Regions from separate parts of the Homo sapiens genome. Here all the other regions are linked to region 1. Evidence: read pairs that join two places in POLR2A ChIA-PET (ENCODE). Cell type or tissue: MCF 10A. All regions are shown on one strand. Each heading gives the region's core, and the rest is flanking DNA. Links, peaks and the distances in the headings are about the cores only. Region 1 has its middle 78 kb from the start of FBXW7-AS1. Region 2 overlaps FBXW7 (F-box and WD repeat domain containing 7). Region 3 overlaps FBXW7 (F-box and WD repeat domain containing 7).

The links. Peaks named below come from ENCODE experiments on the same cell type or tissue, not always from the same donor. Only the 100,000 strongest peaks of a DNase experiment are listed, where the experiment ranks them.
Region 2: POLR2A ChIA-PET joins it to region 1 with 16 read pairs; 5 of 35 experiments call an interaction of 5 or more read pairs at or near these places.
Region 3: POLR2A ChIA-PET joins it to region 1 with 10 read pairs; 2 of 35 experiments call an interaction of 5 or more read pairs at or near these places.

What each region holds. Positions count from the first base shown.
Region 1 is chr4:152,253,672-152,265,423 of GRCh38, forward strand. It overlaps the pseudogene RN7SL446P. Among named protein-coding and RNA genes, the nearest start is that of FBXW7-AS1, 78 kb to the right of the region's middle. In MCF 10A, for the core only: no CTCF peak of the experiment used is centred there; DNase peaks (open chromatin) are centred at 5,560 and 6,360.
Region 2 is chr4:152,326,100-152,332,128 of GRCh38, forward strand. FBXW7 (F-box and WD repeat domain containing 7) reads right to left here. Exons shown (of 14, transcript NM_001349798.2): 9 at 4,633-4,769; 10 at 3,573-3,686; 11 at 2,109-2,290; 12 at 1-132. Among named protein-coding and RNA genes, the nearest start is that of FBXW7-AS1, 8.6 kb to the right of the region's middle. In MCF 10A, for the core only: no CTCF peak of the experiment used is centred there; a DNase peak (open chromatin) is centred at 2,702.
Region 3 is chr4:152,342,053-152,353,804 of GRCh38, forward strand. It overlaps FBXW7 (F-box and WD repeat domain containing 7), which reads right to left. Exons shown (of 14, transcript NM_001349798.2): 5 at 7,990-8,072; 6 at 4,878-5,019. Among named protein-coding and RNA genes, the nearest start is that of FBXW7-AS1, 10 kb to the left of the region's middle. In MCF 10A, for the core only: a CTCF peak has its summit at 6,812 (motif pointing left); a DNase peak (open chromatin) is centred at 6,799.

The sequences.
Region 1 (11,752 bases), core at 3,293-8,292:
GTAGAATTCACCAGTTAACCCATCTGGGCCTGGTGCTTTCTATTCTATTATTAATTATTAATTCAATCTTTTTAATAGATATAGGCCTATTCAGATTGGCAATTTCTTCTTATGTGAGTTTTGGCAGTTTGTTCCTTTCAAGGAATTGGTACATTTCATCTAGATTATCAAATCATGTGCATAGAGTTGTTCATATATTTCTTTATTATCCTTTAAGTGTCCCCTCTTTCATTTCTGATACTAGCAATTTGTGTCCTTTCTCTTTTTTTCTCAGTTAGCCTGGCTAGAGGTTTACTGATTTTATTCATCTTTTCAAAAATCAGCAACTGGTTTTGTTGATTTTTCTCTGTTGATTTAAATTTCATTGATTTCTGGTCTAATTCTTGTTTGTTTGTTTTTTTTTCTGCTTACTTCAAGTTTAATTTTCTCTCCTTTTTCTGGTTTCTGAAAGTGGAAACGTAGATGATTGATTTTAGATCTTTCTTATTTTCTAATATATGCATTCAATGTTACACATTTCCCTCTAAGCATTGCTTTTGCTGTATCCCACAAATTTTGATAAGTTGTGTTTTTATTTTCATTTAGTTCAAAATATTTTACAATTTCTCTTGAGATTTAACTCATATTCTTTAGAAGTGTGTTGATTAATCTTCATATATTTTGGGATTTTTCAGCTATCTTTCTAATTTCTAGTTTAATTTCATTGTGGTCTGTGAGCAGATATTACGTGATTTCTATTCTCTATTGATTTGTTAAGGTGTGTTTTACAGCCCAGAATGTGGTTTATCGTGGTGAATGTTCCATGTGAACTTGAGAAGAATGTGCATTCTGCTACTGTTTGATGAGATAGATACATGCCAATTATATTCAATTGATTGATGGTGTTGCTGAGTTAAACTATATCGATCTGTCCATTTCCGATAGAGGGATATTGAAGTCTCCAATTATGGTAGTGGAGTCAGCAATACCTCCTTGTCACTCTCTGTTTTTGCTTCAGGTAGCTTGACACTCTGTTACATATACATTAAAGATTATTGTATCTTCCTGGAGAATTGGCCTCTTTATCATTGCCCTTCTTTATCCCTGATAACTTTTCTTACTTTGAAGTGTGCTCTGTCTGAAATGAGCATAGCTATTTATGCTCTTTTGATTAGTGGTAACATGATATATTTTTCTCCATCCATTTATTTTTAACTGATTTGTCTTTATATTTAAAGTGGGTTTTTTGTAGACAATATATTGTTGGGTCTTGTTTTTTGATTGACTCTGACCATCTCTGTCCTTTAATTGGTTTATTTAGATGGTTGACATTCAAAGTGATTATTGATATAGTTGGGTTAATATGTTCCATATTTGTTACTGTTTTCTATTTGTTGCCCTTAGTTTTTTTTTTCCTATTTTTGCCTTCCAATCTTTTCTGCCTTTTTTTCATTTAAGTTGAACATTTTATATGATTCCATTTTCTCTCCTTTTTTAGTGGTTCTTTTTACTTTTTCCTTTTTACCTTTTTATTTTTTACTTTTTTTAATGGTTGCCTAGAATTTGCAATATACATTTACAACTAATCCAAATCCATTTTCAAATAGCACTATATCACTTCACAGGTGGTGTGAGTACCTTCTAATAAAAATAATTCTACAATTGATCTTAGCCAAAAGGCCGAGAAGCAATAATAATAAAAATAATTCTAATTTCTCCCTCCTGTACCCTGTATCATCTTTTACTTTTTAAAATGTGGCTACTGGAAATTTTAAATTACATATGTGGCTTGCATTTGCCACTAGCTGTATATTTGGACAGGATACACAACATGATATGTATTGGACAGTGTTGGTCTAGATGAGCTCGAATTGAGCGTTGACATTCCGTGCAGCTTGCAGACAGATTGAGTATTGACAGGAAGTGCCACTTGACTCAGTCTTAGAGAAAGGCTTTGGTCTGTGGCCAGAACCCAGGCAACTCCCAGCAGGAAGTCTCACCCACCCAGAGCAGGGGGAAGCTTCAGAGAGAAGAGGTGAACTCTGGAGAGCTAGGCCCTAGCACAACCTCAAACACTTTCTATAACAAATCTGGACAGTGTTTAGTCATTTAAAAAATCTTGAAGGTAGTTGTTTACCATCCCTGGAGCTTCTGTTAGATCGTCTTTGATCTCCTCTGGCCAGCATACACAAACTGATGGTTTTCTGGGCAATTTGACATTCCTGGAATGATACTTTTGAAGTGAGTTTTCTTTTTGCTGCAAAGACTTTATTTGGGGAACCATATTTGAGTGAGTGAAAATAGCAGTAAAAATGGTCAAATAGTAAAATAAATAGTAGTAAAAATAAATTTTATATTCCTCTCTTCCTCTTTTCCTCTATGAGTAAAAATAAATTTTTAAAAATCTCAGCTGTCTCTGCTAATTGTACTAAATAGGCCTAAAACAAATAGAAAAGCTTCCTAGAAAGTTGTCATAAACTTCAAGTCCCCGTGATTTTACCTTTTACTTTTGCTTTTTATTTATTGATACCTGTCAGGGCCCCTCCTACTTCATCCTGGCATTTCTCTTCTTTCCAGTCCCTGCTTATGACCTCTCTTCTTCTGCGACATCACTGGCTGCTGCTTCTCAGTCTTCTTTGCTGGTTCCTCCTTACTTCCCCATCATCCTGCCATTGGAGTGCCATAAGGCTCAGGACGTGGCTTCTCTTCTGTGTCACCACTCCCTAGGTGGCTTCCAGCAGTCTCAAGGCCTTCTCACACACCAGCATGTAAGTGACACCAGACTCTCATCCCCAGCTTGGACCTCTTCCACTAACCTCCATACTTATATCTCCAACTGCCTATTCCATACTATCACGTACATGGCTAATGAGCACCTCAAACTGAATAGTCCAAGCTCAACTCCTGGTCTTCCCCACTGATCTGCCCCTCCCAGAGTCCTGCCCCTGTCAGTGAATGGACACTGCATCCTCCCTGTTATCCAGGACAAAATCCTTGGAGTCGTCTTTGTCTTTTTTTCTCTCATATACCCTATATCCTCTCCATTAGCAAAGACTGTTGGCTGTTCCTCCAAATATATTGAGAATCTTACCACTTTCCACTGGCTTCACTGCCAGCACCCCGATGTGAGATGCCATCCCCTGTCCTCCGGAGGAAGCCGCCTCCCTGCGGGTCTCCTGCTTCCACCGCTTCCCGCTCAGAAGCTGCGCTCAACACAGCAGACACAGTGAGCCTTTTAAACTATAAATGAGATCAAGTCAGTCACCCCTCTGCTCATGCAGAGTAACACATTACAATGACCTAAAATGCCCTACACGATCTGACCACTGGCCTTGCTCTTTCTTCCTTCACAAAACATAGATCAAAATTTGACGCAGTAAATATTTCCTTTATTGTCTGTTTCTTCCCACTAGAATATAAGGTTCTTAAAGACAGGGGCTTTGCCTGTTTTTCTCAGGCTGAATTCTCAGCAGCTACAACAGCGCAAGTAGTTTTGAATAAGTTAATAAATGGGTAGTAGGTGTTCCATTCAGTGAGTAAAAGATGACTGAATGATGAAATGAATTAGTGCATGCCTACGTGGGGCTTTATTTACCTCCTTGAGAACCCAGAATGACACCTCTGTGCTTGTGCTAGTGTGGAGGGGGAGGGGGCATTTGTGGAAGTGTAGTGTGATTTTAATGCCCCCTCTTCTTTTCTCTCATCTATGCATTTATTCATGCAGCTGCTATTCACAGGTGTGGGCTTACACTGTGCTATGTACAGGGCCCATACTCATGGTTTTCCATGAGCTCCTCGGAAGACATGCAGACATATGACCTTAGAAGGGAGGCAGGTGCTGATGTCGAGGTGTTCCTGAGGAGCATGAAGTCTACATGAGGAAAGCATGAGAGGCCAGGAAACACTTCTCCCAGGGGTGGCAACTGAGCTGAGCCTTGAAAGATAAAGCGAAATTCTTCATGTGAGCAAAGATAAAACAGTATTCCAGAAAACAGCATTCTGGGAAACAGGAACAGAGACTAGAGACAGCATGCCACTTTTGAGGAACTGCGAGTCAGCAGGCATGCCAAAAATCCACACCAAGCATCAGCGTTCAGAGACACCAAGTGGGGGAGGTGGGCAAGGGAATGTCATGAAGGGCTTGTTCACCATGCTAATACATTGCTCACATTCTCTGAACAATATGAAGGATTAAGCAGATTAACACGATGAGGCAAGAAAACAGTAATACAATACAGATCAGTGAGTGCAAAATTTGAGCTATGCACGGGATTCTATGGAAAGATGGAGGGCAGGCAGTGCCTAAGTCAACATTCTAGCGGGCTGGGGCAGGAAGGAAGAAGGAAGTGACAAAGCATTGCCTAGGAGGGGACACAAAGGAGAAGCCAAGCTAGGTAGGCAGGAAAGACAAGGGCTTTCCTGGGAGAGGAACAGGAGGTTTCACAGGCAGAGCATGGGAGAATGCTGGGCACAGCTGAATGCCCACCAACCCCATTTTCTCACCACCCACATTAATATCCTTTCCTAAAACCTAAAAGGGCTGCCTAAATCCTTTTATTGTCCACAAATTCCATAATCCTACTTCTCCTTGATCTTCATTATAGAACCAAAGAATCACAATGCTAAGGAGCTGGAGGGCATCTTTGAGTGCATCTCGTCCGTGGCGTTCCACCTTCCCACTTAAGTGTCCTGAGCAGTCGGGGAAAGAACATTAACCCATTTTTTTGAAATTGCTTATTATATTCTTTAAGTGCAAAATTTGCATTCTGAGTCAAAATGTCAGTATTTGTTTTAATATAAAAATAAGTGTTTCCTAAAAATCTTCTAGTAAGATTGATCCTCCCCAGGAAGTTGAATCCATCTTTACCCACAGCCACCCAACCTCTAACCACATCCCCAGGTCTGTAGGCACCCTTGGGAAATCTCTGATTTTCAGATGAGGACACACAGGCCAGCAGAGAGGGTAGGCCATCTGCCCGAGGTCACACAGCTGGTTAGATGCAGAGTGAAGCCCAGAACCAGCCCGGGAAATCTCCTCAGACCCTCCCCCAACAGGGTGCCCCCCGCCCGCCCCCCGCCTGCCCTTCCTTCCTGTTCCTGCATTTCACTGACTGCTCTTCCTTTGCCCCATCTGGGGCTCCTGGGCCCCCTTGAGGGTTCCAAGGACTCTGAGGCAGAGGGGATAGAGTGGAGGGGACGCCCCATCAGGAGAGAAGGTCACAGAAGGCAGAGGCGCTGAGCAGCCCTGGCCCCACCCTCTCCTGCTGCAGCTTCTCATTCCTGCCTGGGAGGATGAGGCTCCAGCAGCATGAGATCAAAAGGTTTATGAGGCCTTTTCGGCTGTTCTTAATTAATTATACCTTTGCTTCCTGGAGGCACTTAGAACACATTTCTGAGAGTTTGGCTTAAAGCACAGAGGAGGAAACCCACAGTTCCAGTGCCTGTCCCAGAAGGCCTCCCACCATTCGTTTTCATCTGTGTTGAAGGTTTTGTGAGCACCTCCAGCAGGGCTCCTTGAGTGGACATGCCCGGACTTCACTCCCACAAAGGCGGAGAGTTGCTGTTTGGAAAAAGTCAGTCACTCTACAGTCCTCTGAGTCAGCCAAGTGCAGGAGAAAAAGCTAGGAAGCTTGTATTGTTTCTCTCCAAAACACAGCAAAGCTGACCTGGATCCACCCTTCATCTAAAACCTGTCAGTTATTCCCATTGTTCCCCGGATAAGGAAATCCCCCTGCCATGGACCATTAGGAGCTGAGTCAGCCCCAATCTTATCATTCCAGACTCCACCTGCACCCCTCTCCTTCCTCTGTCTACTCTAGCCACAGTGATGCCCTTTTCTCTCTTCCCCATGCCCCTCCCCCTGCCACAGGGCCTTTGCACCTGCCATATCCTCATCCTGGAAAGCTCTTTCCCCCACTTTTTGCCTAGTCTTACTCTTCTTCATCCCTCAGCTCTCAGCTCAAAATTTTCTTCCTCAGAGAAGCCTACCTGGACCTGGACCTCCCCAACAGTCAAACCTTTCCTTCTAGGTTCTCAGAGCACCAGACGTCTTTCTTCACACTTATCATAGTCACAAATTTACATTTGTGTGTTTGAGTACTTGATTACTATTTATCCCTCCCACAGGCTGTATGATCCCCAAGGGCAGAGTCCACATAAGGATTTGCTCAATCTCATATCCTCATCACCTAACATACCTAGCACATAATCAATGCTTTAAAATGTTTAAATAAAAAAAATTAAATAAAAAAACAAATGAATGAATAGTACATTTAGTAAGTTCAAAGTATGAGTTACTGCATGAATGAACATGCCTGGAATTTTTTATAAAGGTCTTCAGGACTCAGGATTTGATCCTTGAGCCTGCACATCTGTTGGCAGGCACTGACTGTAGGTGAGTAATACTTAGCCACGTTACCTCTCATTACTCATAATTGAGTTATCCATGTCTCTTATATGCCTGTTGTGGGTTAGTTCTCTGTTATACACCCTCTTGGCTGCCCTCTTTCCCTCATTATCCTCCTCTGTTCCAGTCATCAGAAAATCCTGCCAACTCCACTCCAAGATATATCAAATTCCATCAGATATACAAAAACTCAAAGAGTTTATCACCAACAAACTATGATAAAGAGAATTTTTAAAAATATTCTTTTGGAAGAAGGAAAATTATCTCAGAGGGAAAAACTAAGATGCAAGATGAAAAATAAGCCAAAGCATCAAAAAGAATAAAATACTTAGAAATAAATTTAACCAAGAAGGCTAAAGACATGTACACTGAAAATGATAAAACACTGATGAAAGAAATTGAAGACATGGTAAATGGAATAATATCCATGTTCATGGATTGAAAAAATTAATATTGTTAAATTAAATTGCCCATATTACCCAAATTGATCTATAGATTCAATTCAGTTCCTATTAAAATTCCAGTGACATTTTTCACAGAAATAGAAAAAACAATCCTAAAATTTGTACGGAATCACAGAAAACCCTACATAGTTAAAATCTTGAGCAAGAAGAACAAAGCTGGAAGCATCACACTTCCTGATTCCAAATTATGTTACAAAGTTATAGTAATCAAAACAGTATGGTACTGGCATAAAAACAGATACATAGACCAATGGAATAGAACAGAAAGCCCAGAAATAAACCCATCCATATACAGTCAACTAATCTTCAACAAAGGCACCAATAATGCACAATGGGTAAAGGATGGTCTCTTCAATAAGTGGTATTGGGAAAACCAACTTTCTACATAGCAAAAAAAACAAAAACAAAAACAAAAAAAAACCCATAGTTTGATCCTTATCTTACATCATACATACAAATAAAGTCCAAATTGACTAAGACTTAAACGTAAGATCTGAAACTGTAAAACTCCCAGGATGAAATATAGGGAAAAATGTTTATGGCATTTGTCTTGGCAATGATATTTTTGGATATGACCAAAAAAAGCATAGGCAACAAAAGCAAAAATAAATGAAGTTAACTACATCAAACTAAAAAGTTTTTGCACGACAAAGAAAACAATTGACAAATTGAAAACACAATCTATGGAATAGAAGAAAATATTTGTAAACCATGTATTAAAGAAGTTAATATACAAAATATATAAGGAAGCTATACAACTCAATAGTGAAAAGAAAAAAACCCCAAACACACAGACACACACACACACACACACAAATAACTGGGATAACAGTGAACAAAGGATCTGAATTGACACTTTTCTAAAGAAGACATACAAATGGCCAACAGGTATATATAAAAAGAAGCTTAACATCACTAATCATCAGGGAAATGCAAATAAATACCACCATAAGATATCAGCTCACACCTGTTAGGATGTCTTTTAAAACATCAAAAGATAACAGCTGTTGTGACAATATGGAGAAACCCTTCCACGCCATTGGTAATAATGTATATTGGTACAGCCATTACAGAAAACAGTATGTAGCTTCCTCAAAAAATTAAATATATAACTACCATATAGTTCAGCAGCTTTGCTTGGGATAGCTACACTCCCATGTCTATGGCAATATTACTCAAAATAGCCAAAATATGGGAAAAAAACCTATGTGTCTGTCACCAGCTAAATGGATAAAGAAGATGTGATTGATACACACACACAGAGGAGGAATGTTATTCAGCCTTAAAAAAGAAAAGAATCTTGCTATTTGTGACAACACGGATGAACCTGGAGGACATAATGCTAAGCCAGACACAGAAAGATAAATGTCGTATAATCTCACATATATTTGGTATCTAAAAAAGTCAACATCACAGAAACAAAGAGTAGAAGGATGGTTACCAGGGGCCGCAGGGTGGGGGAAATGGGGAGATGTGACCAAAAGGATAAACCTGCAGTTGCAAGAAAGCTCGAAAAAGTCCTGGAGCCCTAATGTACTGTATGGTGACCATAGTTAAAAAGGATGTATTATATACTTGAAATTTGCTAAGACTCATCTTAAGTATTCCCCACACACACATACACAAAGGCAACTATGTGAGGTGAGGAAAATGTTAATTAGCTTGATTGTGGTAATCATTTCACAATTTATACATATATCAAAACATCACATTGCATACCTTAAATATATACAATTTGTATTTGTCAATTATACCTTAATAAAGCTGAGGAGTAAAAAATAAGAAGAAATGTAAGCTAAGAATAGGCAAATATGCAGCTAAATCTAAATGAATACTTGTAGGAAGTTACAATAACAATGCATAATTTTAGAGATTTTTTTTAAAGCAGTCAAAAATAACATATAAGATGGGAGGGGTAGTCAGACTTAAATGTGCTAAAAGTTTATGAAAAGAGTAGAGATACTAAGTAACTTTAGGCTTTGTTAAGTACAATTAAACTTTAAAGGGTAACCAATAAAAAAAAGAAAATCGAGTTTATCTTTTCCAAAAAGTAATGGGGAAAATTACTTTTCCCTATAATTATATAAAAAAATTTCAATCTCAAAAAGACAAGAAACAAAGAAAAAAGTATTAAAAAGTCAAGTAAATAGCACAAGATGGTATAAATAAGTTAAAATACATGAACAATCACAATAAATGTAAATGGACTAAAGTTAACAGTTACAGATTGTCAAATTCTAACATCCAGCTATATGCTATTTATAAGAGACATCTAAAATATAAGAAGTGGAAAGATTGAAAGTCACCTATTTAAAAAGCATATTATGGAAATATTAACCCCCCAAATAATATATATTTATATTAATATAGATAAAATCAACTTTAAGCTTTTTAAATATTAGTAAGTCACTAAATAATGATAAAAATATTAAATTCACTAGGAAGAGATCACTTGAATCTTGCCCAAACTAGTAACATAGCATCAAATATACAAATCAAATTTGGTAGAATTACAAGGAATAACTGACCAATCCACAAACATAGTGGGAGTTTCTCTGTGAAACTGATATAGCAAGCAGACAAAAAATCAATACAGATATAGAAGATTTGACAACACAATTAACAGCACGGCTTGATTAATGGACACATACAGAGCCCTAAAACCAAAAGAAGGATCAAAAACCATATGTATGAAATTCATTGTAGAACATAAGTGAAACATGCAAATATGAGTAAAACTGACCTCATAATAGAGGGCAAGAAACAAGTCTCAACATATTTCAAAGAATCTGTATATACACAGACCATATTCTATAACTAAATGCAATTAGCTGAAAAATAAATGATAGAAAGATAAACTTTTAAAAACATTTATCTTAATACAAAAAATTAGCCGGGCGCGGTGGCGGGCGCCTGTAGTCCCAGCTACTCGGGAGGCTGAGGCAGGAGAATGGCGTGAACCCGGGAAGCGGAGCTTGCAATGAGCCGAGATTGCGCCACTGCAGTCCGCAGTCCGGCCTGGGCGACAGAGCGAGACTCCGTCTCAAAAAAAAAAAAAAAAAAAAAAAACATTTATCTTAAAATTAAAAGCATATCTCTAGGTTATTCATATGTTAACATAAAATAATAATGCAACTGTAATGAAATCATTATGAACTTTAATGATAATATTACATGTCAAAACTTACAGAATGTGGATAGTGGTACTTAGAGGGATTTTGTAGCCTCAGGTCTCATCGAAGCTTTCCTTCATTTTTCCAATTACACAGTTCATTGATTTACATATTCATTCAATAAATGTTTAATCTGGCATTGTGGAAGTCATATGGTTGGAGGCTGTAGTAGTCGCTAATAGCTCCAAAATGGAAATCCTGAGCTAACCTAGTCCATTTTCCAATTGTTGATTTACAAGAGCTGTCCAGGGCAGCTCATAGATTCTCTTGCAATGGAGACATCACAGGCTATACATTTCCCATTGCCAATAGTCAAAGGCATTGACAATAGTCTCATGCTCAAAGGGACAACAGATATAGGAATTCTTCAACCCAAAATGTGATACACAGCATTCCTGGATATTTTCTTATCTACTTGACTTTCCACCTCAAATACTCTCTCTCTCTCTCTCTCGGAGAGGAATCTTACTATATTGCCCAGGCAGAAGTGTAGTAGCTATTCATAGCCGCAATCCCACCACTCATCACCACAGGAGTTTTCACCTGCTCTGTTTCTTACCTTAACTGGTTCACCCCTCCTTAGGCAACATGCTGGTGCCCTGCTCCCAGGAAGTCACCATGTTTGATGCTTGACTCAATGTGGACACTTGATCTGCATAACGCACTACAGCCCAGACCTCCTGGACTCCCGCGATTTTCCTGCCTCAGCCTCATGAGTAGCTGGGACTACAGGGGCCACCACCATGCCTGGCCCATTCTCTCTTTTGATGGGAAAGGTTTTCTCTTCATTGGAAAGTGGAAAGTCTCATAGGACTAAAAGGATATATATATGTCTTCACATCTAGCAGCTATTTCAATGATAGCATAAGAGACACAAGAGGAAACAAAACATCTTCGGTTTCCCTGGAGCAAATTTCAAATGGACATGTAAGGACAACAGCCACCAAAGTTTCCTCAGATTTGCAGTGACAGAATGATAGGATACAATTAGCAATGGTGATGAGGTTGCTTCTAAAGAGCTAAGCAGAGCATATTTGCTTTTCCTGTTGATGTGTCATTATTTTAAAAAAATTTATCAACCTCTACGACAGAATCACCATAGGCTCACTCTTTAGTCCATTTCCTTTTATCTTTTGGGGTTGTCCCAGGTTACTAGTTACTTGTCAAGTAAATCACGTTCTGTATTTCTCACCATCAGTTGTCTAAGTCCCATGTTGGAAAGGATCTCCCTAATTTTATTTTCTGGATATCAAAGGCTGTCACTCATCTCTCAATGGCAGCGACAAGTTTTGAGGATATATAGTAGTAGCTAGATTTTAAGGCAAAAACCTTTATCCAAGCATGTGTTTGTTTTGCAACATAATACTTGCTGTACTTTATTTATTAGATTTCTTCATTATGTAAGACATTTTAATTACAAAGCTATCATAGATTACATTAGCTATGGCTCTTCTTCTTACGGTTAAAAATAACGTGCATGACGCAGCTGGCTTTATAGAAGCTGTATCTGGGCAGATAACTGTGAGTGTGTCACTGTCGATGCAAACTAGGAAAGATAAATACTGCTGCTAATCATTGGAACCCGCTGTGTAGCTATTATAGTTTGTTCAAGTTAAAACAGTGGCGATGAGTCAGACTGTTTCTCCCTCCGGCTTTAGAAAACTCGTATATTTAACCAAGATAGATTTACACGTGAGGTTGTGCGTGACGAGGTTGCTACGAATGCCTCA
Region 2 (6,029 bases), core at 1-5,000, 69 kb after region 1:
CCACTAACAACCCTCCTGCCATCATATTGAACACAGCGGACTGCTGCAACATGACCCATCAAAACATGTAAACACTGGCCTGTCTCAATATCCCAAACCCTAAGAGTGGCATCTCGAGAACCGCTAACAACTCTGCAGAGGGAGAAACAGAAAAACAAAACAAAACAAAAAAACCCACGTTTAGAATTTTTAATAATATGAGAAAACATGGTAGATTTAGTCAAGGTTTTTTAGCTTTTTTTTTTTTTTTTTTACACAGCAACAACCATTTTCAAAAGAAATCCTATGTAAAACCTTGGTATATAAACATAATAAGGGAATGGGAAGTTGGGAAGCCTAGAATGCTGCATGCTTGGTTCCCTGACCTGGGGACCTTAGGTTCAGCACCTTAAGGTTCTGTGGGACTGAGTTTGAAAACCACTGTACTGTATTTTTTAAAAAGCAGCAGAAGCTGCCTCTAAATATATACAATAAGATTTTGATTTTAGAAATAAAATGTTAATGTGGGCATATGTATAAAATGTTAATGGGAGAACTCTAGGTGGTAGTGGTTTAAAGAATTTAAATTTTCTTTATGTTCTTTGCCATTTTCCAAAATTTCAATTATGAATGCATATATTCCCTTGTGATTAGGTAAAAAATTCAATAAAGTTTATACAACAAAACAAGTCAGAATTTGGAATTTAAACAGCTGCAGATTTGTGTTTACACTATACATTCCAGTAAAAATTAACCAGTTTTAGACATGTCCTCAAACACAGGCTGCTTATGCTTTTAATGATTAGATTTATAAATATGCAATAGGCTATAAAAATATTAAGAGATAAAGATTTTAAAAGATATGTACATCTTTAAAAACAATGGCTATCCCTTAAACATTTGGTTCAACATCAGCGCTATACTCTTCTGAAAACCAGAGCAATATACAAATACTGTAATCACTTTTGGATTACAAAACAAAGCTGAAAACTCAGGTATCCTTATGTCATTCTGAAGAGATAAAGAAATACCACAGTTTCCATATTTTAAAAAAGTAGATAATTAAAGGGTTGAGAGAACCCTTTAATTGAGAACCTAATGTTGAGAGAACATAATGGAAACTGGAATACAAGGTCTCTTGATACTCATCCCCCAAATTTTAACAGTATAGCACACTGTTCAAAGTAGAGGTAAATGACAATTGAAAAGGTACTCCTTTTCACATATTACAAATCTGGTGTGAAATCTGCTTAATGTAATTGTTCTTAATAAAGAAGATGCGATAGACAGAATTAAAGGTAAAGACTGCCATGGATTCACTGTAAGGACCTTTCAGAGAGACCTTTTTTGACAAATGAGGTAGAAATCACACTTGTTTAACAGGGGTATGATGACGATAATAGAAAGATAGGATTTTAATAGGAGGGCTTTACAGGAGGAGATAAAAGCAACAGCAAAGGCACTGAGAAGAGAAAGTCAAAAAGTCCAGTTTGGCAGAAACCATTTTGAAAACTGGATCGAGGATTTCTTCCTTAATTCGTTAGTCAACAGTAGGCTCAAAAAGACTTAAGAACTGGGCAGTGACACTATCATAATTATAAAAGGACTATATGTCAGCTGTATAAAACATAAGATAACCAAGTTAGAAAGCTGTGACAATAGTTCAGAATGAGAGAACAAATTACCCACAGGCCTCAGCTTTTGCCTAGACTTAGAGATAGGGTGGGTGTAAGGTGGGTAGGTAATTTAAAAAGGCTCAGACGCTTGAAGCCTGAATTTGTCCCACTTGCGGAAATAAGAATATCAAAAAAAGAGAGAGAAAACATGATTTCTGCTTGAATATGATGAGTCATCAAAGATACAGAACAACAAAAAGGATTAGAGATTAGAGAGTAGAGAGTTTCAAACAGGAAGCTGACAACACTAGCAAATGAGAAAGGAAATTTACAGACAATCACCAATTTTAAGACAAAACGCTATGGCTTTCCTAGAATAGAAACATCTGAAGTGTAATAATTAAATCTAATTTAAGAGCACACTGTCACTATTTCAGTAACTCTACACAGAAAGGGCCCAAATTCACCAATAATAGAGGAAGAAGTCCCAACCATGACAAGATTTTCCCTTACCTTTTTTCATGAAGATGCATACAACGCACAGTGGAAGTATGCCCATATAAGGTGTGTATACATTCTCCAGTCTCTGCATTCCACACTTTGAGTGTCCGATCTGTAGATCCACTAATGATGATGTTGTCTCTCATTTGTGATGACCATACTCCACCTGTATGTCCCACTAATGTTCTCAGACACTGGAAAAACACTTAAGATGATTACTTTTGGGTAGAAAGGAAAAGTGATTTAAATAAAATTTAATAGCTCATTAAAATTTGGAGTAAAGTTACTTATTTAATTTGTTTGGCTCTTCAGAAAATATTACATCCGTATAAAATGATCCCATCACTATTTATTGTTTTGTTTATTCAAAAGCATTATAAATTTATATAAGCACAAGCAATTGTGTATGTAGTATGTAGAAAGCAAACATATGATATAAAACATGATATAATAAAAAGGAAACACGACATGAAAGCAGTTATGATAGCTCTGGCCTGGCCTCTTTGATGAAATAATACTGAAATTGCAACTGGGTTTCTTCCATGGGAATAGATTCAATGAAAGTATGCCAACAGTATTGGGTGTGGCTACATACCACATTTCATCTGAATCTGCCCCAGGGCAGTAGTTAGGAGCCAGTGAAGCTACTTCTAGACAAGTAAAGACAGACATTAAAGCCCTGTAATAAATCCCAAACTAATATTACACTATGGAAATATAAAGCTGCTTTAAAAAATTTTAACATCTGACTTGGAATATTTATAAGATACTTGCCAAGAAGCAACATGGTAAAAGACATTTTAAAAGACATGGATTTTTTTTTGTTTTCATACTCTCTTCTGTTATTTTTTAGGTGGCAATTACTTAATTCATGAAAATATTCTCTACTGGACAGATAAAAATAAATATTCACTAGAGAATCATTAAGGTATGATATGGTACACAGTCAAGCTGATTGCTTGGGCTTTTTCTTCAAACTTAACATTTAAATGCCTTGTCCACTCTCATCTCACAAGGGTTTGAGATAAGTATAAATTAACATGATTTATTAAGTTCTAAACTACAGGTAGGTTATCAACAAAGCAGTTTATAAGGAAAAATAAATATCCCTCAACCATACTTTTGAAAAACATTACAAAGTAATGAGGTATAACTTAGATAGTAAATAAAAGTGGGGAAAAATTGAGCCAAGAAAAACATAAAGCACCCTTGAAAATGTTAAAGTATCTGTCACAAAGATAGACAAACTATGTAAATGAAAAAAAATTAATGAAACCTCTATCATGAGAAGCATCACTATCCTCATGCCATTGGCTTTCATAAATATGGGGAAAAAAGCTAAGTTATGAGCTCTGATATTTGCTATCCAAATAACTAAGAATCAAAAATGAATTATTGTTTTCTTTTTTCCAGTTGCTACTTGCAATGATATACACAAAATTATGACTTTGTGAAGTGTAGGAAGAGTAAACTTACTTTGCCTGTGACTGCTGACCAAACTTTTAAAGTGTTGTCATCAGAACCACTAACTATTCGGTTACCACAAAACTGTAAGCATGTGATCACATGATCATCATGTCCTTTCAGCACCTATAAGAAAGATGTGCAGATTAGAAATATGTTAATTAAATTATGTTCTTTAAAATACTGGTGAAGAGAAAAATGAAGGCATAAACAGGAACAGTAATTTGTAGTCTATCTCTAGAATTTAAATTTATATAAAGCATTATTTTTCCTGGCTGACGAATCCAGAATTAAACATTTTATTGTTTCCATAGTCTATTATTTATACTCAAAACATCAACTATTAAAGTTTTACTGCATCAAGACCTCATAAAGATGGTTCAAACACCAATGTATTTGACAATAATCTATTCCATCTGTTCAAACCAGAAGAATATGCCTCTAATTTTTACAACTTTGACACACAAGAACAAAATAAGCATCTATTAACCACAAAGAGTAACAATTATTAGCATTCTTAAAACAAAAAAAATCATAATATATACATATTAGTATAACAATGTCTCCCCAAATTGGTTTTTTCCAGTTGTAAAAATACGCCCAATAATTTCAAGTGTTTTTACCATTCTTTATGTATTTGAAATGTTATTAGACAGAAAACCAGAATTATGCTTCAATTTGTAAAAATAAGACACACAAAAGTCACCAAATCCAAAACACAGACACTCCTCAAAAAATCATGTTTGGAGTATGTGATCAGAGGAGGCAGCAAATTCTTAGGTAGAATGTGTATGACACAGTAAAATTCAATAGGATATTGAGAGATTTTCATTTACGTAAGATAAAAAGATACTCAATTTAACTTATCTTTTATTCAAGCACAATTAGTTGTCAGATTAGAGAAATTAGCAATAAAAGAATATTGTCAGTTAATACTTTCAGTTATTTTAAAATATACGGTTTTCTTTCTACAGAAGAGGAGTGTCATATTATACAGTTTGCCAAGTGAAATAGTACACTAGGTACTAACACTGATTAACGGTTTCTGTTACATTGTGCAGAGTTCAGTTACCTTAGGAGATTTGAGTTCTCCTCGCCTCCAGTTAGTATCAATTCTGTGCTGTCTGATGTATGCACTTTTCCATGGACTGTGTATGAAACCTGGTTTTATTACTTTTCTTCTCTTGATGTGCAATGGTTCATCAATCCCTAAAGTGTTACAGTTCAAGAGTAAATTGCCTTCACCAATAATAACAGTTATACATTTTATAAAGTATTCCATCTTTATAAAGAGTATTCCATCTCTCTGCTCAAAACCACTGAAATGCAAGACATTGTCAAATTTCCAATACTGTTATCACAGTATGTAGCAATAATGTAAAGTTTACATTCTATATGGCATATTTTTGTATTCACTATTTCATTTCTCAAAATGATTCTAAAATATGTTGGTGAAGATGTGAGGAAATTGGAATGCTTGTGCAAATGGTGCAGCTGCTGTGGAAAATAGTCTGGTGGTTCCCCAAAACAAACACAGAATTAACATATGATCTAGCAATTCCACTTCTGGATACATAACCAAAACAATTAAAAGCAGAGTCTCAAACAGTCATCTGTACACCCATGCTCATAGCAGGATTATTCACAGTAACTAAAACGTGCAAGCAATCCAAGGGTCCATCGAAAGATGGATAAACAAAATGTAGCATTAGATACATATACACAATGGAATAAAGGAAATTCTGACACATGCTATGACATGGATGAACCTTGAAGACATTATGCTAAGTGAAATAAGCTGATTACAAAAGGAAAAATATTGTATGATTTCACTTATATGAGGTACCTAGAGTAGTCAAACTCATAGAGACAGAAAGTAAAAGGGTGGTTGCCAGAGGCTGTGGAGAGGAATAATGGGGAGTTAGAACAGGGGGCATGGAGTTTCATGTGAAGATGATGAAGTTCTGAACACAGATGGTAGTGAATCTGAACACAGATGGTAGTTGCAAAACAATGTGAATGTACTTAATGCCACTGAACTGTACATATAAAAATGGTTAAACTGATAAATTACATACATGTTATCACAATTTTTAAAAGATCATTTAAAAAATGATTATATGGAAGAAGGGAAGGCACAGATTAATTCCACTTTATGTATGCAAATACTTAAGAATGAAGATTTCACTGATTAATCCAAGCCCTACAGAGGTCAAAAGCAGGATGACAAACCAAGCACCCTGGATCTTTACCTCAAACCTTTATTAACTGGACTAACCATCAATGCTTCCTACTTGACTATAACTACCATGAAGGGAATAATCACCTATAGAGTACCTACATCATGCTCTATGATTCTTTCTAAAATATTTTGCTTCTGAGGCACATAGTATTTTTATATTTTTTCAAAAATATTTTTCTGGATGTCTGCTGGGAAAAAAAACAAAAACAAAAAAAACAGTTCTCCCA
Region 3 (11,752 bases), core at 3,772-8,771, 89 kb after region 1:
AAAAAAAAAAAGTACTTCCTTTGGCCTTTCATGGTAGCCATGTTGGAACACATTGAAAGGGAGAGGAAAAACATTCCAGGTTCAGAAGCAAATTTTAATTTAAGGACAAAATTGCAAATGCAAATTTGAAAATTCCCCATGGAAGTGGTGTTTTATTTCAGGTAAATTAGGGCACAGAGGTAGTAGAGAAGAGTAGAAGGAGCACTAAACTGCAATCAAGAGCCTGGGCTTCACCAGGAAACTCACTGTAGAACAACATGGAAGTCTCTTAATGAGTCTGAGTCTCAGAGAACCCACCTACACAGTGAGAGGCTTGGTCCAGGCCAGTGGTTCCCAAATGCCGATCAAGGACAGCAAGAATTACTGAGTTCTAAAACCCGCCAGCAGATAGTCTGATTCAGTGGCTGAAGACATTTTATTTTTTAAACAAGCAACTCATCCAGTGTTGATGTAGATGACTCACAAAGCAGCATTTGGGAACCACTGGTCTGGATGATCTTTAGTGTCTCAATTAGATAGACTGTTTTATGACCTTGGGTAGTACTGCACCTGAATTTCATGTGGTAAAGAACTCACTTCTCTAGCACCTCTAGCACATGGTTATCCAGTCTGTTTGAACAGTTCCAGGATTCGAGTAACTTATTATCTCCCATTCTACTGTGGACCAGTTCTAATTGCTAAGTTTAACTTAATGCCAAAATCTGACTCAAAGAACATAATTCAGGTTTTACTTTCTGAAGAAACCAAGAATGAATCTTTTCCTACTTTTATACAAAAGTCGTTAAAATGTTAAAAACAGACATCACATTTTCTCCTGGTCTTCTCTAGCTAAATACATGACTTTCTTCAAGTCTTTCACACAAAACAAGGTTTTTAAATCACTGTGTCCCAAATACAATTTCAAAGTAATAATAAATTCAATTTTGGCACTATCCTGTAGGTTTTAATCTTTTGTTGATTAGCAAATAAGATGTAAATAAAGTAGATTTGAGAACATGTACAATTTCTAAGTGTTCCCATGAAACCTAATTAAATCTTCCAATGGAGAAGTTTTTTCTCCATTTTTAATATCAAAACACATGTATTTTATACTTATCATTTAAAAATATTTTTAGTATAACATCTTTTCAAAGTACATAAATAGCTTAATTCCAATATGCTTTAATTAAAATAATGTAAAGCTAATGGCATCTGTGTAAGGTTAAAGTTCTTCCATATCACTTTATCTTTGATCCTCATAGCAATACTGTGAAGCTAGTGTTAACGGTCCCTTTTTAGATCTGAGAAAATTTCTGAGGTCCACTAAGATTATTTCTTGACCAAGGGAAGAAACTAACATTTATTGAGTCTCCAATATATTTCCAAGTATAACTTTAAGCAGATGTACATGTTTTTTCCCCTTTGACAACTTTTTAATGTTATGTGTTTTATAGAGCGTGAAAATAAAGGCAAGAATGGTTATATATTAATGAAATTATTGTTTTTAAGAGACAATGTCAAAATTTGAACTAAGAACTTGTCCTTCTATGTCATTTGTGCTATTCTCAAGATGCTTCTGAATACAAATTTCAATATAAGATAATGTTCATGTAATTAATGTCTTTACCCAGTCTGAAAAGTTTAAGTGAAAAACCATTTATTAGCACCTGAATGATATAAACAAGCCAAAAAAATGACCAACTCGCTTCCCTAAATTAACTGAAGCATCAATCTGACTGCCATACAAAGTGGATCAATGGCTACTGAAAATTCAAATGGTATAAACTTTCTATTTTTTTTTTTGGTTTTTGTCTTTAATTTGCACTTCTATTTTCTAGTGGCATTCTGTTTCAGTCCTCTTTTATGCAAAATGGAATATCATTTGTTCATACTCAATTTATAAACAGAATACAGAGTACTTTGTCAGAATAGATGGAACTGGACCAAAGCAATGCTGTATCACTGCCTTAGGAGCAATAGCAGAACAGTAAGGGGACAAGCTCTCCCATACTGCTTATTATGCAACAGAAAAGTCATCATGAAATGCCCCCACAGTATATTTGTAGAAAACATGCCAGTTTAATTATCCCTCAACTCTCTCACATAGGTCAACTCATGACTCCCCACTTTATTATGAAATTATATCTCTACAAGTTAGACATTAAAGCACAGTAAGCCTTTAGGCAAGTGAATCATTTCTAGTTACTCTGGGACCAGCCCTGAAAATAAAGGGCAGTGTACAACAATGAGGCCTTGGGTGTGTCAGAGACAGACATGGTACTCAAAAGATGAAGGTCCTGATCTACCTGTCCAGTTGACCTTTTGTTGCTACAGATTTCTTTGCTACAGAATATTTATCTGAAAAAAATGTATATAATACTATACCTGCAGGGGTAATTCCACATGCTATTCCTGTTAACTAAGAACATGTTTTCTTCACTGCACCTACTCCTTTTACAGGACCAAAAGCTATTCTAACATTCTTTAGCTTATTGAATACAGTTTTTTTTTTTTTCACATTAACATTTCCGAAATTGGAATGCATCTAAAAAAACTATGGTGTCTCAGATTTGATGAAATACAGCATGCGGTAACATTTGGACATTTTATTTAAAAAGCATAAGCTAGCTAAACAAGCAAACGGTGTACAATGAACTCTCTAAAATATCCTGACTAAAATAAAGCTGAAATGCCTCTTCCTATAGATCAATACTACAGAGTCCCTTTAAAATTGAGAAATATCCTAGATAGCAAGCAAAGAATATTCAGGTATTCCAAAACGTTGGAAAAAATGAGCCCTACCACAGAAAAAGTAAATCTTACTCTGAACTACCTTCTGAAAAGAAATAAGCCTTTTCATATAAAATAAGCATTTTGGAGGTTATCTACAATGATGATAAAACTATTGCTAATAGTGTAATTTTCAATCATGTTGGTATTTTCTTATAAAAATGATATGAAATCAGTGAAATCATGTGATATGAAATCAGAATGATATATGCTGTTCACACTACATGCATGTGTTAGCATGGCAACATACAACCATATTCCTACCTCTTTGGCTTAATCAGAGATGATAAAAATCTTTAAATTATTTTTTTAAGGCTATACAAGTGTCCGAGTTTTATTTTCGCCTCTTATTGACGGATAAATTTCCTTTTAAAAGGATGGGACAAAATTAAAAATTTAGAATTCTGAGGGTGTGCATAGGAAAAAATAAAAATTAATTAACATTTTACAAACCATCATGAACCAGAGGCAAAATAACTCAGGAGGAAGGGTAGGAATAATCCCTGGGGAAAAGGTAAGTTTAATCAACAAATGACTATGAAAATGAAAACTTAAAAAAAATTCTTTGTAATTACAGTGGCTTATAACATTTTAATAACAATAAAATCTAACTTTCATTCCTCTAACCCAGATTCTTTAGTACCATTGACATTTTGGGCTGGATAATTCTTTGGCATGGAGATCGTCCTTTGTATTGCCTCTACTTACTAGATGCCAGCAGTGTCCTGCGCCCCATCCCCTCAGTTATAAAAATGAAAAATGTCTTGAGACACTTTTGTCTCAACGCGGGGAAAAACTAATCCCTGTTGAGAGCAAGGCTTAAATCTTTCAGTTACCAACCAAAAAAAGGTTATCCTAGTTTTGCAGAAATCACCTGAAGGGTAGAAAACAATTTTAAAAAACCATTTAAAAGCAATACTGCTCCAAGTTAGTTTTCTACCTACAGAAGAAAAAAATAGACACATTTATCTCATATTCATCTAGGTATTTAAAATATTAGGGTTTACAAAGTGAACACCTTAAAAATCTGAAACACTAAAAGTCAAGTAAAGTATCATCTTTACCAACGATTATTGCCTTATGCATTGATTAAATACCTAACCATTCAAGCAGCCAGAGGTAGGGTAGTATATTCTTTTTACATTACTATGGAGGCTAATATCAGATATTTTTTACTTTACATAATTTATATTATTTATTATTTGCAACAAATAATTGAGTAAGTACTTAATCCTTGCCATGTATTTTGCTAAACACTTGATGTATATGCATTATCTTACTGGAAGAAGAGATAAATCAATGTAATATCACTATCTTAGGTTATAAAGTTCATAATATTCAGGGTTTGGTTGTAACCAATCTTCCCTGTACACATCCAAAGAATATAAATACTATTAAAATATAGTAATCAGGATTCAAGCATGGTAAGCCATATACAAGCATGGCACTGAAGAAAAGAAGCTGTATTAACTCTAGCTAGAATGGTTCTTAAATTACTCTTAAATGCCTAACTTACAAGCAATGCAGTTTAGAAAACTAGACAACCCAGAAATTCAAACAAAGGAGAAGATGAAGGAAGGTCTTATTATTTAAAAAGCAATAAAAAAAATGTCAGTGCACAGTTACACAAATAAGTATTGGACTTTCTCAATTATGACATTCAAAAATTGAGTTCCCTTGTTTTTAATAGCATTTTTAAATTGAAATAAACAGCACATAACATTCACCATTTTCAAGTATATACTTCAGTGCTTCCCAGTATATTCACCTTGCTGTGCAACCATCGCTACTATCCAATTCCAGAACACTTCCATCACCCCAAAAGGACAATCTGTACCTACTGGCAGTTAGTCCTTCTCCTCCCCTCATTGTCAGGCAACCATTAATCTACTTTCTGTCTCTATGGATTTGCCTATTCTGGACATTTCATATAAAGAGAATCAACATGTGGCCTTTTGTGTCTGGCTTCTTTCACTTGGCAGAATGATTTCAAAATTCATCCACAGTATACTATGTAACAGTGTTTCCTTCTTTTTTTACGGATGAATAATCCCTTATTTTGCAGCAATTAAGTGAGGCATTTCAAGTACTATGTTTAGATATGTCACCTGAAACATTTTTAGCCATTCCTGGAGGCCTGTAGGTGGCTGGACAGATGTAATTCGGCGTCGTTGTTGCCCTTGGCCATTGGCTGCTCTGAGGTCCCCAAAAGTTGTTGGTGTTGCTGAACATGGTACAAGCCCAGTGGTACTACAAAAAAAAAAAAAAGAGAGAGAGAAAGGATAAAAGGAAAAAAACAAAAGTGAAAGCAAAGATAGATACTTATTAATAATAGATTCTAGTACAAAGAATGATGATCTGGCATATTTCAAACATCAATTAATTACCTTTCTTCCCAGAGATCACAGGTACACAAAACCTATTTGCTATTCTTACAGTAAGTTTCCTCCCTCCTATATAACGCCTGTTATTATCCCAGAAATGCTAATTGCAACCAAATAACAGAATCTCCATGACAAAACTGCAAGTTGTTAATATATACAAATAAAGTTAAAATATTTCCTTAGAACATACAAGTCCCACTTCTCCTATGACTGGTCTTTGGTGACATAAGTAAAGTTTAAATTTTCTTTATAAAAAGGGTTGTGATACTTTATTAAAGCTTTAAAAAACTCAGACATAGAAATACTATGTTCAAATGTTTTGAATTTCAAGAATCACATTATTCCTTAAGTTTGCCTCAGATGCCTTCAAAATTGTCTATAATATTTCTAATTTTTTACTGCTATTTATAAAGTTTGGTCTGAATAGTTGACAGGACTCAGTCTTGATTAGAAATACATTTATTCAAAACAGGTAAGTATTAAGAACTTATATGCAAAACTAAATAAGATCATCTAAACATTTTTATACAATAATTTAAATTTTGAGATTTAACTGTCTCAAACAAACTTGAAATTCAATTCTGCCACTAGTAAAATGAGGACGACTAGATGATCTCTCTAAAACTAACTACCCTAAAAATGACCAATTAATAGCAGAAAGAATATATAACTATATTACTAACGTATTAAACTTTCCTTTCTAATTTCTGCATGTAATTAAACTAAACTCAAGGTAAATATTGGGTATCCATTTTAAAGACCTTGGAAAAAAAGCAGCAGGAAGGTCTGGTTTAACAAAATTATATTTGAAAAGAAATTCTCACTCAATTCATTGAGCTATGTTGATTAATTATTTTAAATTCAAAGAACACTTACAAATTGCATCGTAATAGTTAACAATCAAACTCTGATAAATTACTAATGAAACAACTCCTCCAGCTGTTTTTTTCTATCCAGCATTATTTTGTTAAAAAATGTATCTCAGTCACCAGATTTTACAGAAAAGTCTTCTTATCTACTCCCTTTAAATCCTCTAATAGTATAAATCGAAGACAATCTTTAACATTCAGCAATTAAATCTATCTTTTCTTCTTTCAAATTCAAAGGTAAGTTCTATTTTCTTTTCCTCCAAAATAAAATAGGATATGTTTATAACAAATTTTTGATGGAAAAATCATAGTTTTATCTTATTAGCAAATCTGTCAAAAATATCACAAAATACCAAATATATACCTTCCTAACCGAGAGTCTCCAGAAAAACATGGAAATAAATATGCTGTTTGGTCTAATTTTGCTTTAATAAAATTATATATTAACAGGCTAAAAATAAAACTTCTGCCTTTTCAGTTGCTTTGTCAATATAAAAAGTGAGCAACTAAAGACAAATTTTACTAAAATGTGTTCTGTAATAAAAATTCAGCACTCATTTATTCTAAGCTGCCTTAAAAACAAGTGAACAATGTAATACCTTTGTCCTGGTATCAGCCATATTAATAGAAGACTGATACATTTAAAAAATAGCATTAACAGTTAGTTTAACATTAAATGCAAATTTCTCATCCAAGAAATACTTTATCATGACTAGAAGGGAAAAGCAAAATGAAGTGAATAGTTTCACTTGTCTCTCTATCCCTCCACACCCTCTGGTGGAAGTGCCAAAACACAGTAAAACTGTCAAAAGGCAAAGAGTAACAGGAAGGGGGACAGTTAACATAAGAAAAATCACACCGAAAAGCAGCTCCTGAATAAGAGATAGCTTTATTTTTCTTTTCTGTGTTATCTCTTCACTTTTTGAATGTAAGACTATTCCAATTATGATGATTTTCAAATTTCATAAAGCAGCATTTGAAAGAAATATTTTTTACAACTGAAATAAAAACAAGCTATTTCTCTGTAAGAGGCACAATCTGCAACAATGTTCAATAAAAAAATTATATCTGAGCAATGTTAATTTTAGTGCATCTTATAGAATAAAAATAACTAAATTGAAATATTTTGAGAGAAAGGAAGAAATGTCATAACCATGAAGTTCTTATGGTTTCTACTGTTAACTTTCAATCACTTATTTTAAAAACTGGCAATTATACAAAAAATTCTGTTTTAAAGACCAAAAAAAAAAGCTCTAAGATACTTCTGTCATTTAAATTTTAAAATACGACATTCCAAGTGACATTCAAAGCCACTTTTAATTGGCTGGGCAATAGACATTGTGCTTAAGTTAGCCTAATAACTGTGAGAGTGGGAAAAGTTTTATACTGATGTAAAATCCAAAAATAATGGGGACTGAAGTAGAAAAAGATTACAATTATGTTTCATTGTTATGGAAACTATTCTACTGGTATAGAAAAGAAATGTATGTGTTAAAAACTTAAGACCTACCAAGCCCATAAAAGAAAATTTCTAACACATTAATTTCATGAAATAAGATTGAGTTAGTAATTGTTTTACTTCACTGCTAATAAATGTATCTTCAAATTTCCATACATAAATGTCTACCCTAGAACAGCTGTTCCTATAGTAACAAGACACAGGGGCTCATATTCATATTTTATGGTTTACTTTTTAGAATTCCTTAAAAATTGTAATTTTAAATTTTTGTTCACAAGATAATTTCTGCTTGTGTCCTACTTCAAAATGTATTAGTAACAAAACATAAACTAAGGTGGCATTCCTCTTATTTAAAATGATATAGTTCTCAATTTCCGGTAATCTCAAAATGTGTTAAACAGTCAACCGTACTAGTAACATTATTATTCTACAAGAATAAACTAAAACACTTTCAGAATCAACTCTAAAAAACTGAGAATCATGAGATAATCATTATATTTAATATTACCTTGTATATTCTGAGACTTTGCATGGTTTCTTTCCCAAAGAAAAAGAGCGGACCTCAGAACCATGGTCCAACTTTCTTTTCATCTATAAGGTAAAACAAACAAGATATGTTTTTTAAAAATCGTCTAACTATCAAATCTTGAGTCAGCATGGTTAATATTTTAAATTCTTAAATTTTCATATGCCTACAATGTTAATTAAATATATAAAATAAATGTTTCATAGTTTCTTCTATTTGTTCTACTTTGTTTTACTCTGAATGGAATGGAAAGGTGAATTTTCCCCCCTAATATTTTATCCAGAAGAACAGTGTGTGATGATTTGAAAACTGATATTCATTATATATATATATTCCTTGAGATAATATATCTTTCATGTTTTCCAATTTAATAACCAACATAGGGAAAAATCTCAAGTTAATCCACACAGAAAATAATCATATTTAACGTGCCTTCCTCGTGAATCATTTTTCTTTAAAAACATGTTTTTAATAAAGATAAAATTCAAAATTGTAAAATCAGAAATAATTATGAAAGTAACAAACTCAATTTTAAACACTCATACCATTATAAGAGGGTAAAGAGCAGTATAAATAATCTTGAATAGTGATAAGGCATAAAGCAATTAATATGGGCAATAAGGACAGTTTTAAAAAGTAAATCAATAATAAGAGAAATCTGGAGATAGTATAATAACGCTGAGGGGAAAGTTGTCAATTGATATATATACAGAATATAGCTCTATTGACAGATACTCAGGACAAAATATTCTAATTTGAAAAGCAACAACAGAAAGGTTTTAAAAGAATCAGTTATGCCTCTTCTATAAGGTGTATCCAAAATCTACATTTTAAGGTGTTTCATTATGCCATGTTATACTATAAATATATTCAGAATTGTTTCTTGTCAACATCAATATTGAAATATTCTCATTTGACTATATGTATATTTTAAAACTAGAAAATAAAATCTGGTAAGATTTGACTTTTTCCATTTCAACAACCCCTTTTTAAGATTTGTGTCCACTAATTAATCACTGTATTACTGCAAGTTATAGGAGGAAAAACACTCCAAAGTGATAGAGAGCTATCCTCATGTTTATAAGTAGGTAAAAATCCTTGCTTTGCAGCAGCCTTATTTTCCTACCTCTTGCCTTACATGGGAACATCATAACATAGCATGATACAATATAAATACTAAAGAGACTTAAAATGTTTTAGAGCCACACTGAATAATAAAGACCATGTTTTTGTCATCACGAAGAGTTTTCTAAAATACTAGGATGATCTTACGACATTAGGGGCTAGAGGTGAGGGTACAACAAGCTCACCTACAATTTATACCTTAGTTCATGCCATACCTACTGGAAAGAAATGGAATTGATCTGGCTGGTTTCTTCCCTTTAGAAGTTTATATACTCATTACATTGTTTTAAAGTGATTCCTCTCAGAAACCATTATTTTCTTTCTCCAAATAATTTTATTAAAAAGCAAATATAAATATAAAAGCTGAAGTATATAGGTAGCCACGTGTTTCCGTGTATATAATTTATAGATACACACATATATATATAAACATACATGCAAATGAATCCATCAGGAAGGTCAGTCAGTACAGACTATGTTAAAATCTAGTTTTTTGATAACTTCCACAAATTCTTATCTTCATAATTAGGAGAAACTTTGATATTTATTCTAATTAAGTTTGTAATACTGGCTTTCAGAACTTCCCAGGATACCTTGTAAAAAACATTGGTGCAAATACCATTTGCCACTAAAAGCAAACTTTATTTCCATCTTAGAAATCCTTCAATGAATAAACATGCCCCAAAATGTGTATCAAGGAAACCACTGAGAAAGGATTTTATTTTAAAAATATTTTATAAAGGAAAGCACCTTCTGTATGACTATAGAAGTCTTTTAAATACTGTACTGTTTACTGAAAATACTGACTTCAGAACCAAAAATTAATTCTGCAATTTTTGAGGGGTACAGAAAGTAAACATGATCTCTTTAAATATAAATCCCAAATAGTCTCATGATTCTATACTTTTAAAGAGTCAACTAATGAAAAAAGAAAAACTGTATACAAGGTATAGAAAAATTGAAGGCAAAAGGTTCACTAAAAGCCAACTAAGGATAGAGTATTTCCAGGTCAGCATTTAACAGAGCCACATTTCTAAAGTCTCAATGTATTTTTAGTGAAAAATTCTCAGATTAAAATATACATTTTATCTTAAATTTAAAGCTTTTTCCAGCTCACAGTCTTTCCGTTATTTGCTTACATTCATGATATAAAACAGAATACCAGACATCCAGCCACCCACCAAAATTAGAGGATACTGCAGCCATCTCTGATGATACAGATTTTCCTTCTCAGGCAGGCATACACACACAATCACATAGCATAGGAAGAAAACAGCTTACTTACTTTGTAAAAAATCATTTTTAATGTGCCGTAGAAACCCATATTTTCTGTATTTTTCCCCTTCAGTGATTCTGTGCCCCCGTGTGTCCGGCTGCTTGGCAGTCTCTGACAATATAAACCTTTTTCAGGTAGGTATGTCACAGATTCTAATGTGGACATGCTCAGGCACGTCAGAAAAGGAAGATTAGGGAGCAGAACCGGCAACAAAACTCCACAGTAAAGGCAAATGCAGCTCAGTATCAAACCGCTTCTCGGGACACACATACATACATGCAGCTTGACTGAGAAGAACTCGAGGGAATAATGAGAGAGAACGGAGAAGATTATTGGAGGAGACTATGCCCTGTCAAAGCCTTGACTGAACAGATTCCTCCCTCAGCAGCAGAGGGATCAGATTACATCTTCCCTTGAACACAGAATGGTGCAGTCCAGGATTCAGCAATGCAGACTGCACATCAATTATATGGTGATCCGCTCCAGGGAACCCGTAAGAACACAACGCACTGAACAGAGGGAGGATGTGGGCAGCAGAGACCGCCCCCACACGACAGCCCCCTCTCCCCTTTCAAACTTTCAAGAGGTTATTTTTGTATTTTGTAAAACCTGCATTTTTGAAGAGTTTTAAATAGCAAGGAACATTTCCACAAATAAGTCTTTTCAGAAACATTTTGAAAATAGGATATATTTTCATACGGTCCCCCTGAACTGAGGCAAAGCATGCTATTTTCACTGTCATCCTACCGTAGTCCTGGCACAGACTAATCAGATTTTTCAAGTAGCTTGGATGGTACAAAACAGGCAATCCCGAAAAGAGAAATTAATATACTCTGGGGTTGACTGACAATAAAGTAAACTGGTTTGGAGCCGACAGCATTTGCAGAAATTATGTAATCTAAGTTATATTTCAAACTGCGTATTTTGGTATTGATTTAATAAAAACATTGCCTATGCTTTTCCATTTCAATCCTTTAAAACATAGTAATTTTCAGGGAAATTGCCATACACTTCATCAATTCTTACTAATCATAAGAATATCTTTGTAAGATTAACAAACTAGTACTACCTAAGTGTGTAAAGTTTGGCCAAAAGGCTATTTTATCCCCAAAAGAGCAAACACTGTGCTGGCTGGAGAGGCTTACTTTTATTTGCTAATTTAATCTGGAGTAAACAGGAGGCACTAGACTTCTATCTCCAAAATTATTTTGACAATCTATATTGCTTATCATTAAAAAGGCATTTTACATAATAAAGATGCCAAAGTTTGCCAGAAGGCAACATTTTTCCTGGAATGACTACTACACAAATCTAGATATTTCATCTTGCAACTTCCTTCACAAC